2 separate regions of the Homo sapiens genome follow, and region 2 is linked to region 1. Evidence: chromatin loops called from intact Hi-C (ENCODE). Cell type or tissue: heart right ventricle. All regions are shown on one strand. Links, peaks and the distances in the headings refer to the core of each region. The heading gives the core; the rest is flanking DNA.

The links. A loop is a pair of places that touch in the nucleus more often than their neighbours do. Peaks named below come from ENCODE experiments on the same cell type or tissue, not always from the same donor. Only the 100,000 strongest peaks of a DNase experiment are listed, where the experiment ranks them.
Region 2: it touches region 1 in a loop (2.0-fold over the local background); 1 of 110 quality-filtered maps calls a loop at or near these places.

What each region holds. Positions count from the first base shown.
Region 1 is chr7:112,962,134-112,969,332 of GRCh38, forward strand. All of the region lies in intron 4 of HRAT17 (heart tissue-associated transcript 17), which reads right to left. Among named protein-coding and RNA genes, the nearest start is that of SAMTOR, 26 kb to the left of the region's middle. In heart right ventricle, for the core only: no CTCF peak of the experiment used is centred there; no DNase peak of the experiment used is centred there; H3K4me3 peaks cover 547 bases; H3K27ac peaks cover 1,832 bases.
Region 2 is chr7:113,061,565-113,068,763 of GRCh38, forward strand. No RefSeq gene overlaps it. Among named protein-coding and RNA genes, the nearest start is that of GPR85, 22 kb to the right of the region's middle. In heart right ventricle, for the core only: no CTCF peak of the experiment used is centred there; no DNase peak of the experiment used is centred there.

The DNA.
Region 1 (7,199 bases), core at 1-5,000:
CGGGCGCCTGTAGTCCCAGCTACTCGGGAGGCTGAGGCAGGAGAATGGCGTGAACCCGGGAGGCGGAGCTTGCAGTGAGCCGAGATCGTGCCACTGCACTCCAGCCTGGGCGACAGAGCGAGACTCCGTCTCAAAAAAAAAAAAAAAAAAAAGAAGACAAAGAGATGCAAGAGCTTTTTCTCTATATATACACATGCACAGTGGAAAGACCATGTTGAGGACATTTTGAGAAGGCAGCCATCTGCAAGCCAAGAAGACAGCCCTCACCAGAAACTGAATTTACTGGCATCCTGATCACAGACTTCTGAGAGAAAATAAATTTTATTGTTTAAACCACCAGTTTGTAGTATTTTCTTATGGCAGCCTGAGCAGACTAATATACCAAGTTTTAAATCTTCTTGATTATTCATTATTAATGACGTTAATTTTTAGGATTTATAACTAATGGCTATTTAAGATTCTTTAACCAGATAATACTATTTTTTTCGTAAGTTTTTCCATCTTCTCCCTTTCCTCTTTGTTTTAAAATCATCTGTATTCACAAATAAGAAGACAGGTAGCCTTAGAATCACATCTAAGAGAACTGATTCTTAAGATTTCTTGAATAACTCTAAAATTTTCTAGAAAAAATAGAAAACCTGACAATGAACTCTCTCAATCATTGCATTTCAATATCTAACATCAAACTTACTTTGGCTTCAGAAAACGTCAAATGTGCCACTCAAGATTATTTTCAGAATAATAATCACTGGAATCCAAACATTACATAAACTAAGGCATCTTTCGTCTTAATTCCTTGTGTTTACTCTTGTCAAGGAGGGTCACTTTTACTTTACAGTTCAGTTCCTATGACTGGATGCCAGTGTTGGTAAGTAAAATAAATACGTCATCACAAGAGTCTATAACCCAATTTTATGATTATATAATGTTATAATACTAATATATGATGTCTTACTTACTCAGAGTTCTACTATATGTTGTAGCATAATACAAATCTGTCAGTTTTTATTCTTTTATAGCCATATGAAGGAAATAGTTGAAAATCCAAGGGGGAGAAGGTGTATTTAAATGTATTGGGGAACAGCAATTTCAAAGAATATCTACTTAATTTCATCTTCCAAATCCTGAATATAGTAAGGCGTTAGGCTTATCACAGTGCCTGTCATATCATGTGTTGTGGTTTTACAATTAAAGAGACTATGACTTCATTATCTGTCGACCTGCTACCAGAGTAGAAAATCTCATGATTACATCTTTATGGGCTTTTTGGAAATGTATGTTTATTCCAAACCTGAGTTCGGGCAGGCAACAGGAAAGGGGAGTGTTGTGGGCTAACAAATTGCTGAATAACATTACCTGATTATGTTACTATGCTATGTTATAGGATAGACATTGAAGTAGCTGCTTTAATTTCCTATAATTAGAACTTAGATGATGTATTTTGGATCTTTGTTGTATGGATAAGGAAATTATGGTTCATAGAAGGTGACCACAGAGATAATTACTCAAAGAATAAAAAAATAAATAAAAATTGACAATGTCTTTCATTCCCCTGTGTCTGAATTCAGTTATAAACATGCCTCTTTGGTAGTCACTTCTCCAAGTGTATCATGTCCCATGCATTTAGAAACACAGATCTTTCTACTTGCAAATCTGGTACTTGAAAAAAAAAAAAAACAAAGAACCACACCATAAGAATAAGAAATGAGAACTACAGAGTGAGAAATGAGAGTGCATTGACAGTGCAGAGTAGGTGGTAAACTACCTTGAGTTTTTAAAAGAAGGGCACTAAAAAGCTCGGTACAAAACATGTTGTCAAAGGAAATGAGAAAATGCCAAGCTAAATTTAAAAAAAGTTAATTGGTAATATTCAACAATATTTAGGCATTTCTAAGACATTATATATTTTAGTTAATTTTGAAAAAAACTTTTAACCCACACCTTTCATGATTGTAACAGATGTTAGATTTTGTCCATAATTTGGTAGATATAAAATCCTTACTTTTTCTGGGTAGCATATCCCATATTATTACCATACTATTTCATGCTATGGAGTCATTTATTCATTTGAATGCAGCACCATTCAGATTCTTTGCCAATTACTAGAAAGCATTAAATGTATATAACTGAAAAATTATCTTGGCTTCAGAGTGAAAGAGCGTACTTTATAATTTCACCTATTTATGAACCTATTTGCCCATCATTTGTTAATTTAACATTGAGGAAAGGACAGGGAAAGAAGTTGACAGTTTTAGGGTTAGAAGCAAAATGAGGAATGAAATGTGAAACACAAAGAATGAAACTTGAAAAGGATGCTTCAGGGGAGCTCAATCAGAGAAAGATTTTAAGGGTTTCTAATTTTATATGATGACTACAAAGAAATAAAAAAGGAATAACACCATCAATTTCACACCTCCCTTAATCTGGGAATATGAAGGACAAAGCATAAAACAGGTATTATTTTTGTTGTTGTTAAAGGTGACAAGGAATTAATGTTGTTCTTTAGGGTATCTGTCTAGATCTAAACAATGGAGTTTGAAATTTCCATATGGATTTTATTTCAATTTCACCATACTCTTAATTGCTGACATGTTGGCTTTTCAAGACTGTTCATGAAAAAAACCTTAGTTAATCAGTTAATTGAAGAAGAAAGTGGTGTGATATCCTTGGGGGAAATGGGCTAGAGTCAGGAAATTTGGGTTCTGGTTTCCCTTTGTCACCGACATGCTAAATAACCCTGAGCAACCTGTTAAACCTCTCTGAGAAACACAATTTTCCTTTAAAATAACTGTACTGAACCAGACTGTCCCTGAGATCTTTCGCATATTTTGTGTTTCTAGTAATTAGAACTGTTTTCACAGGTATCAGGTGATCTGAGGGCACAGTGTAAAATTCATGGCAAGATGAGCAGTTTCATTTCCAGGTGAGAAGAATAAAATAGTCTCACGTAATTTTTCCCAATCAAGGAGTTAATTTGTAATATAGATGATGATGTCTTGTTTGAGGATTAAATAATGTATATTTAATATTCTTAGTCAGAATTTTGTTAAGGGACATAGGGAAGGATATTATGAGACTGAGGAGCTCTAAATATAACTTAAATTGATAATGCCAAAGTGGTATACCAACATAAACTACCTGGGAAGCACACAGAAGATTTAGATTTGCAAAGGCAAGATATTCAAACTTATTTTAACTACTCTTGGAACTATATTATATTTAAAGAATGAACATCTTTTAAAACAGACCTAAATGGATGAAATTCTAAAAGTTAATTAATAAATGATTAGATGATTTAAATTTTTGCATAGGAATTAAAAAGTGGCACATGCCCAAGGAATAAAACTGGTGAGAAAATAAACTTTGTCCAAAAAATGCAACTGTTATTTCAGGTAATGTGGGTATCCTGGCAGTGCTAAATGAAGATAATTGGAATAAAAACAGAAATTTATGTTATGAAGGACTATATTTTGACTGTGAATTCAGGATTTTTTTGCAGTCAACAGATTTTATCATGGCTTTTGGCAGAATGATGAAAGGCCCTAAACAAGTCCTTGGGCGTTGCTCATTGAGAAACCAGCAGAATACTTTCATATTTGCAGAGAAAAGTTGCCAACATGCCAGGCAAAAATGCTCACTGGGGTGGAGAATTGGAAATATGATAGTGATCTCAAATGACACAGGAAAGTTGGGGGGAATAGACAATTCTATAAGCTTAATAAAAAATATAAAGATGCCATAATCAAATCTTAAATTTCTAATGCCAGGTCTATATTTCTGGAGATAAGGTATGATAACCGAGCGGGAGTATACCATGCTGAGATTGCTTCTAAGCTCTCTTCTTGTAGCTACTACCCTTAATACTTGTATTATAAATTTGTTGCACGCTCATCTAAAATAATTTGGTCATTCACAATAACTCATCTTTTTGGGGTTGATATGTGAAGTGACTTCCCATAATTCAAATTTAGGTGAGGGCTGTAGGTTTCCTCCTCCATAACTTCACTATGAGATGATATGTTACAATGAAAACGAGTCTCAGACCAAATTTGCTGCACATACGAAGATTTCATAGCAATGTTTATTGAAAAAAAGTCATAAAACCTGTTCTGCAAACTGTATCATTTTAGTCACTCTAACAGAAACTTGCATACAAACATCAATAGAGACAAATGTATGTTTCAGTATCAAATACAGCTAAGCTTTTAACAGAGTCAGGTGACAAAAATCCTCCATCAGGCAGCCAAATAATTTACTTATAAGCTGGGGCTTTATTCAGAAGTGTTAGGACATTAGTTGCCTAGATACTAAGCTATTCATTCAAAGGTGGGAAAATCTGTACATTATTTCTAACCAATGCATGCATCTGAGCATCATTCATTTCACCAGTGAAAATCACTTTTAACATCTAAAGCCTTTGGTGTTGACCAGAGATAAAATATCGTACTTGAAAGCCTGGTGTAGCAGCCTCTGGATTGCAGGTTTGGGTCAATGCTAACTAACTGCCCCTGAAGTAGATCTTCCTGATTAGTATACTTCAAATGATAATTACCTAGGGCAAGATTAAACTGAAACTAATCTATCATATTGTCTATACTGCAGTATTTTAGAGTGAATTATAGACAATGTAAAGCAATTTATTTGAAATGTTAAAATAGCATTAATTTTTGTTTCATTTTTAATTTAGATAAATAAAATAATGAAAGTAAATACTGCCCTAAAATTTTGTCACCTAGGTAATGCATTGATATGTTAAATAAATAATTGAATGTGATAAGGAAAATCTATGTGGTATAGAAAGATACAAACTGCAAGGGGAAAGCTTTCGTTTTCTATCTCCTTCCAAATACCTTCACTTACAACCCCGGTACTTTTTGTCTAAGTAATCACAGGCACTTTTTTCCTTTCTTTCTTCCAGAAAAAGAAAAGATTCCTCTCTCTTTCTCTCTCACAAAATATTATATATAATATTTATATGTAATATAAATACACTCATACATATAGTTCCTCATCTGAAAATTCACTTAAGAATTTTATATTTTAGAATTATATCCTTATTAGCATATATAAATCCCCCTCATTCTTTATAAATGACTCCATATTCCATTATATGATTGTAGCTTAATATTTTAAACCAATCTTCCACAGAGATTCTAGCACATATATCTTGTTGCACTTTTGCAAACATTCCACTGGGTAAATGCCTAGCAGAGAAATTTCTGGCCAAAAAGTATGTGGTTTTAAAATTTGGATCGATATTGCCAAATACCCTCCTGAAAGCTTAAATCAATTTGTACCTCTACAACCAGTATGTAAGAGTGTCCTCGTCTCAAATCTTTACCAGCATTGGATATCGTTAGACTTCTACATTTTTGTCAATCTTATTTGTAAAATTTTTTAGATTTGTATTTCTTAAATTGTTAACTTGAGATTGAAAATTTTACTTGCTAATTGGCAATTTGTATTTCTTGTCTATTGAAACACTCAAGCATATCTTTACCATTGTCCACTCTGATTTTTTTCATCTTTTCCTTACTGATTCCTATGTATGATTTCTTTGTAAATTAATGAAATTAATCTTTTTTTGCATGTTAAAAATATCTTTTTCTGCTGGGCGCGGTGGCTCACGCCTGTAATCCCAGCACTTTGGGAGGCCGAGACGGGCAGATCACAAGGTCAGGAGATCGAGACCATCCTGGCTAACACGGTGAAACCCCGTCTCTACTAAAAAAAATACAAAAAAATTAGCCAGGGGTGGTGGCAGGTGCCTGTAGTCCCAGCTACGTGGGAGGCTGAGGCAGGAGAATGGCGTAAACCTGGGAGGTGGAGCTTGCAGTGAGCCGAGATTGCGCCACTGCACTCCAGCCTGGGTGACACAGCAAGACTCCGTCTCAAAAAAAAAAAAAATTTCTTTTCTTGTGTGTTGTTTGACTCTGTTTATGGTTATAATTTTAGTTTTCATTAAACAGAAGTTTTTCCACATTGATTTGAAACACAACGTTGACATAAAGGTAATATCTATATGTATTTTGGTCTATTTCATGACTTTAATAATCTGTTCTTCTCAAGTACCAAACTGTTTAATTACTGAAGCTACATGGCATCTTAAGAGCTAGTCGGGCTAGTCACTTTCACTCTTCAATTTTAGAATTTTCTTAATATCCTTACATGTTTATTTTTCTAGATTATTCTTATATAATTTTGTCTAGTTGAAAGAGAAATCCTTTTGGTATTTTAATTGTTACTGCATTTAAATTATTGAATAATTTAGGGGAGAAATGACATCTTTACACTTTTATCTTCATAGTGTAGAAGTACATAGTGTGTATTATGATTTATTTAAGTCTTTTAAAAAAAATTCCTTAGTATAGTTTGCAAGTTTTAGACATATGGATTATGTATATTTCCTATAAGTTTATAGGTTACGGGTATTTTATATTTTAATTTTTCTTACAAATGGGATTATTTCTCCCATTAGATTTTCTATATGGCTACTGATTAAATATTGGAAAGCTATTTATATTTAATGTTAATTACGTAACCTACGACTTTTTAAATATTCTTATTATTTCTAATAGTTTTCAGTTAACATTAAACACACACACACAGACACACACACACTATTTTTAGCAGAAATAAAGAACCAGAAAGGTTATTTAAAAGGCTTTGACTAAAAGAAGTACTCTGAATTGTCCTAATTGGAAATGGTCAGTAGAGACATGAACATATGTGTTATGTACTGAATCTCCACAAAATTCAGTGCCAAAAGGGTAAAGTATTTTGCAAAAATTTATTTCCACCTCAAGCAGAATGGACATCCATACTAAATACATATATGTTATGTAGTCAATGACCGTATTAAATAAAACAGAAAAAAAAAAACGGTGGTTATTTAAAGCATTGTTACTGTGGTTGAACTCTTTGTCTGAGAGATCCAGGATTTATACCTGTGATTGAAACACTGCAATTTTGTGAACAGTTTGGGGAAAAGGTAATAGGTTAACCAGTTCTTCAGACTTTCTGACATTTCAAGCTGTAAGTCTGACAACATAATCTAATTGGGCTATTAGCCTTATTCTAGGTTTTCGATTGAGCTGTTTTTTGACCTCTTTGCTTCTATCATGAGCAAAGACTGGGAAGAAAACAAAAAGTGAGCAGAAACTGCAAGTACTAGTTGATAGCTGAAAAGAGGGCTGAGA
Region 2 (7,199 bases), core at 809-5,808, 100 kb after region 1:
TTTGCATAATTATGTTTCCTAAAATGGTAATGTACATAAATTAGAAAGAAAAACAGCAAAAGACCAGAATTTATTTTTGTCCAATTGGCAAACTCTTCAGTTTTTACCTTTATGTATTTATAACTTAGCATTAAAAGATTTAGTGACTTATTTCACTTTTACTTTCCAGCAAAATAGTATGGAAAAGAGCCAAAATGGATATTTGATATTTTCATAACAAACAGAAATTTCATTAGACCATTAGGTTGATTATGTATATGAGATGTCTTCACAAAGTTCATAGAAAATGCATGTTATGAAAAAACTAGGCATAGATTTCATTTTCTTGCATCAAAATAAACTCTTACTCTTATAATGTATTATACCATATCTGAACAGAATCGAGTTTGAGGCACTAAGGTAAATAAAACATCAGTTTGAAAAGAGCCCCCTCTCAGAGCAACATTATTATGCTAAAATTGAGGCAAGAACAAACATTACATTTATGGTGAAGCTTGGATGTAAAAATGGCAAAATCATTGATGCTTTACAAAAATTTTGTGAGGACAATGCCCCAATGAAGTCAGCAGTTTACAAATGGATAACTCATTTTAGGAAGAGATGAGATGACATTAAAGATGAAGCCTGTAGTGGCCGATCATCCACATCAATTTGGGAAGAGAAAATGAATCTAATTTGTGTCCAGTTTGAAGCAGACTGATGATTAACAGCACAAACAGCAGTCAACACCGTAGATATCTCATTTGGTTCAGCTTACACAATCCTGACTGCAAAATTACAGTTGAGCAAACTTTCCATTTGATGGGTGCCAAGGCCATGGTGCCTGGATCAGCTGCAGACAAGAGCAGAGCTTTCCAGGGAAATTTCAAACAAGTAGCATCAAGAGCCTGAAGCCTTTCTTCAAAGAATCGTAACAGGAAATCAAACAGGGCTTTACCAGTGTGATTCTGAAGATAGAGCACAATCAAAGCAATGTCTACCAAGAGGTGAAGGTGGTCCAGGCAAAGCAAAAGCAGGCTGGTCCAGAGCAAAGGTAATGACAACAGTTTTTTGGGGATACTCAAGGCATTTTGCTGGTTGACTTTCTGGAGGGATAAAGAATGATATTATCTGCTTATTATGAGAATGTGTTGACACAGCTAAAATTTCAGCAGAAAAACACCCAGTAAAGCTTCGCTAGGAAGTTCCCACCTCCAACAATGCTCCTGCTCATTCTTCTTGTCAAATAAGGACAATTTCGCAAGAGTTTCAATCATTAGCATCAACCTTACCATCCTGATATGGCTCCTTCTGACTTCCTTTTGTTTTCTAATACTAAAAAATCTTTAAAGGACACCCATTTTTTTCAGTTAATAATGTAAAAAAGACTTTATTGACATGATTAACTTCCCAGGACCCACAGTTCTTTCAAAACGGACTACATGGCTGATATCATCACTTATAAGTGTCTTAAACATGATGGAGCTTATGTTGAGAAGTAAAGCTTATATTCTTATTTTTATGTTTTAATTCAATTTTTCCACAAACTTTTTGAAGTCCCCTCATACTTATGGTACTGTTTTTGTTGGAATGAATGTGCAGTGTTTTCCTGTTTCCTTACTGCCTCTTTAATTGCAAACTTTCCCAAGGTTGTGTAAATAGCTCAGTTACTTTTTATTTTAAAAAGATTAATAGCCATTATTTTATAGAATTGTATTTACGCGCATCCAATTAAATGATAATTTCCATTTTTGTTATTGAATACTTATCTATTATTTTCTGTCATTTAATGTGACCTTAGATTTCAAATTATTAGTTATTTTAAAATAAACGCTATGCACTGTTGGAATTGTCTTATCTTCTCCAAAAATTTAAATTGCTTTCTTAAATCTATTTTGAAGCACATAGAGCAAAATTGGTTACATGAAATTTGTGGTTTGCTTATTGGAATTAAATGCAGCTAACTAGTTACAGCACAATCTGCTGATTCCGTTCATGCTGGGTCTATGAATAGGAAGTATAAAATTTGTGTTAGATAAGAGTCAGTGGATTTAGTACCCATGAATGAAGCCAGGTTGGCAACCTTTGAATGATACCAGATGGACATAGGAGATTTTATTTTTTATTTTAATGGACAGAATAGAGAAGCAGGTGCTACAGGACTACTCTCAGGGTGCTGCAGGGAATTTGGCTCCCATTTCCATTCTAGACTTATTTTTTTGTTTGGAAACAGCTAAGGACTAGGGGTTGAAGGAAGAGGGGTGAATGACCACCAGATGGGAATTCCTGTGATATGAATTACTACTGTTAACTGTTACTGTCATGTTGTTAGGCTCACCATCAGGATTCTAATACTCAGCTACTTAAACTACTAGAGCTGTTAGAATCCATTCACTTAGCATCACTATATCTTAGAATAGAAAGGGATCTTAACAGTCCTGTATCCCAATACCTTGTTTTTACAAATGAGACAAAAGAAGCCTACAGAAGGGAAATTTGCCTAAAGCTGCGAGGCTAATTAGTGGGACATGTACAACCTGACTCCAGATTCTTGACTTTATCACTGGTGCCATCACACTGTATTGTCAGCTTCTTAACAAATATCATCTGTTAACATATCATTTGTTAACTACCCACCACCTCCATGTATGAACTTGTGAAACAAACAAACAAACAAAGAAATTCGCTGCCGTTGGCACTTTTGCATCTAAAGCAGCTCTTCCTTATTTGGTGCATCCTCTACTTGGGTTTCTACATAGACTTTCTTCTTTGGCAATTAGCATATTAGAAAGGAAAAATATTTGCAGCCTAATTTAAATATTCTAATTAACAGTCATTATTATTTTTAATATAATTCAATTGCATTACAAACATTGGAGAAAACAATTAAGGCAAACTGAGAGAAAGAAAAAAATCTGTCACAGTTATCACACTGCTGATCTCTTCTAGATCACTCCATATTGTGGCTACTTTCCTGGATTGAAAAAAGACATTCCTCTAGTTTCCTCATTTAGGTGGTATGGTAGCAGATACAGCAGTGTCTCTATAACCTAAAAGAAATGCTCTATATTAAATGATTAGAGCAGTGAAAATTCTGTCTCATCGCAACATTGCCGAATGACCAAACTATAGGATGTAAAATGAACAGAAAGGGAAATATGCATAAGTATGGAAATGTGTCTTGGTTTGTAGCCAGAGCTTTGCTAAACAAGTTTTAAGTGGTTAATATAAGTTTGTTATCCTTGCTTTCCCCTGAATTATTTCTATCAACAGCCACTCATTCTTGGCTTGATATCCTAGCCAGACTTGTTCTCAATTCTGCGTTGTTGGAACCATTTGGTCCTCTGGACAGGCTCTGTCCAGATTGCCTCAACTTCCTGTCCTTTCTCTTCCTAGGCCTCTCCCTCATGCCTTCATCACTTATCCCAACCTGACTGGGTTATATTAAGATCCGTCATGGTCAGAGCTGTCTCCAGGCAGGATTCAAGCCCTTCTCTTCTAGCTCAGTGTTGGCAGACTCTAGCCCCAGTTGACCCTGACTAATCATGTGGCCCTAACCAAAGACCCCTCTTTTAATAAAAATTAATTATTCAAAACAGAGGTAACAATCCAGAGTATATGCATTTGGGCTTTGGAGACAGGCAGATCTAGGTTTAAAATCCAGCTTCAATTCTTATTATCTGCCTGACAGTAGGCAAAATACTTTTCCTTTCTAAGTCTCAGTTTATGTATCTTAGAGTAGGGAGTGGATAAATTAGGTAATTAATGCAGCTAATTTTGAGAGAGTAAGCACCAAAATATGATGTTTATTATGGGGTGAGGCAGGACAGCATGGTGAGCAGGAGTTTGGGCTTACCAGGCAGGCAGACATATATTTGAATCCTGACACCAGATATCATTAATGAGTTATTTTCTTCTCAGAGCCTTGATGTTTTCCTCTGCAAAATGAGATTAATAATAGTGCTTTCTTCACAGAGGATTTAGTGAGATAATAGCTTTAACTCACTTGGAACTTTATGGTATATCTGGAGAGAAGAAGGAAGAAGGCAAGTTCACACTGCACTATATTGCCTCCCTCTGGATTCTTCACTGCCATGGTCTGCTCTTCCAGCAGAACTTGTGAACCTCCCAGAAGCCAAGTGCACTATTGGAGAATTGGAGGAAATCTGCACTCATTCATCCATCAACTTATTTATTATATATAAAATAAATGTATATTTTTATATAATAAATAAATAATATTATATATATATAATAATATATTTTATATATAATTCTGCACTCATTCATCCTACTTATTTATTATATATTATTATATATAATAAATTATTTATTATTATATATAATAAATTATTTATTATTTATTATTATATATAATAAATTATTTATTAATTATATATAATTATATATTTCATATATAATAAATAAGTTGATGGATGAATGAGTGCAGATATATATATATCTAACTATATACATATATATGTTTATATGTGTATATATATATGTAGTTAGCTGTTGTCATCCTTTCCTTGACTTCTGTGTGTTGGATTCTCAGAGCTGACAGTCAAGCCTGTCTTCAAAGACTCCTGGCTCTCATTGAGCAAGCTTAAAGTCCCAGAAATTTTCAGTCTTCCCTGTCCTGTTATGGTTACTGGTGTCATATCCTAAGGCCACTGAGCTCCTGAGCTTGTCCTCTCCACTTGTACCTAATTCACTAATTTTAGTGCAGAACATTTTGCCTTTAAACTAACACTCAACCCCATCTTCCAAACTTATTTCTCCCCTATTTTCTTCTTTCAAGTCCAAGTTCCTATGCCATCCAAAGTGACAATGAAGGTGTTCTAAATGGATGGGAAAATGCTAGAGAATATTTATCCAACCAGTGTATTCTGAGGACCTACCAGTTGCCAGGCACTGTAACAGGTTTTGTGGAAATCAGTGATGAATGAGATGGATGCGGCATTTGTCTCCAGAGGCCTTACAGTGAAGAGGAGAAGATGTAGACTAATGAAGTACTGTATGTCAATAATTTCTGTGGCAGGGAAAGAACATAGGATGTGCACCAGAATCCAGAATTGAGGGGTTAGGAATGGCTTCCTGGAAGAGCTATGTCTTAACCTAGAGAAACAGGTGGTTGGAAGTCAGTCTTCCAGACCAAAGCAAGTACAAAAGCTCTCAGTGAGGGAAGGGCATCACTTGTTCATGGTAATGGGAAACATTTAGCATGGCTGGAGAACGGAGTATAAACAGGGATTGAAAATAGATTAGGTGACAGAAGTACACAGCACCCAGGTTACAAGTAGTTTTATAAGCAATATCTAGGAGTTTAGATTTTATCCTAAGAACATTAGAAAGCCATTCAAGTTTTTTTTGTTTGTGTGTTTGTTTGTTTTTTGTTTTTTGTTTTTTTTTTTGAGACTGAGTCTCACTCTGTCACCCAGCCTGGAGTACAGTGGAGCGATCTCGGCTCACTGCAACCTCTGCCTCCTGGGTTCAGGCAATTCTCGTGCCTCAGCCTTCCAAGTAAGTGGGATTACAGGTGCCTGCTAACATGCCCAGCTAATTTTTCATATTTTTAGTAGAGATGGGGTTTCACCATGTTGGCCAGCCTGGTCTCAAACTCCTGACCTCAGTTGATCCACCCACCTTGGCCTCCCAAAGTGCTGGGATTACAGGCATGAGTCACTGCGCCCGGCCAATTCAAGGGTTTTTAATTGGGCAGAAACATCATCAAGTTTGGTTTCAGAAAGCTCATTTGGAAGAAGTACAGAAAACAGTTCGGAAGGAGGGCAATAGCAGACACAGTCCCTCCAGTTAGAAGGCTTCTGCAGTGATTCAAGTGAGCAATGAAGTGGCATGAGCCAGAGAAGGAGAGGAAATCTGCAATCATTCATGCATTCATTTATTCATTTGTTCAACAAATACGAATGGACTCTGTGCCAGGCACTGTGCTGGATTTTAGGGATTATATGGTGAATGGCAAAGACAGGGCCCAGCCTATCCCCAAAATTAGAAGAATATATTTTTTCAAGTGCTTATGGGTAAAAGTATACATTAAATTCTTATATTAGTAAAGAAGAAAGGTCACAATCAGTTATGTAAACCTCTACCTAAAGAAAATTTAAAAAAGAAGAACAAATTAAACCCAAAGTAAGCAGAAGTAACGAACTAATAAAGATAGGAGTAGGAATCAATGAAGTAGGAAACAGAATAACAATAAAGAAAGCCAATGAAACTGAAAGCTGGTTCTTTGAAAATACCAGTATCATTGATAAACCTCTAATCAAACTGAACAAAGAGAGACAGGGAGGGAGAAAGAAAGAAAGTGAGCACACAAATTCACATTTTCAGGAAAGAAAGGAGGAGGCCTGGCACAGTGGCTCACACCTGTAATCCCAGCACTTTGAGAGGTCAAGGTGGGTGGATCAACTGAGGTCAGGCGTTCGAGACTAGCCTGGCCAACATGGTGAAACCCCATCTCTACTAAAAATATGAAAAATTAGTTGGGTGTGGTGGTGGGTGCCTGTAATCCCAGCTACTTGGGAAGCTGAAGCAGGAGAATCGCTTGAATCCAGGAGGTGGAGGTTGCAGTGAGCCAACATCGTGCCATTGCACTCCAGCCTGGGCAACAAGAGCAAAACTCCACCTCAAAAAAAAGAAGTGTCATTAGATTTACCAGCCCTGATATTCTTGGTGACCTTAGGAATAGAAGTGGTGAAGGAAACAGGGCTGCCATGGATGGAAGAGTGACTAGAAGATGATGCTTGATTGGGAAGAGGTGAGAAGGCATTACAGCTGGAGGGAGATGTAGGATTGAGGAGTTTTTCATTGTTTATTTGAGGCAAGAGAATCATGAACATATTCAAATGCCAAATACAAGAAAGCAAAAGCCAGCAGAAGAGGAGAGGTTCAACTTCCAGGAGTGGGGTGGGGACAATTGATAGGACAAGGTCTCTCTGTAGTTTGAAAGAGGATGAGTTGGGCAGTGGGACCTTCTCAAATCGGTGATGTTACACATATATGATTTCTCAGTGTCCTTCTGGAGGTTACTTCTCTTGCCAGACAGGAATTTCAGGCCATATAGGAGATAATATATATTTTAGGAGAAAGAATTCTATGGTCCTTCAAGTAATACACTGCAGATGGTCATCTACTCTTTTTAAGATTAGCCTTAACTAGCAGTTATCCATATTACAAGCTGACCCCTTACCTGTAATGGT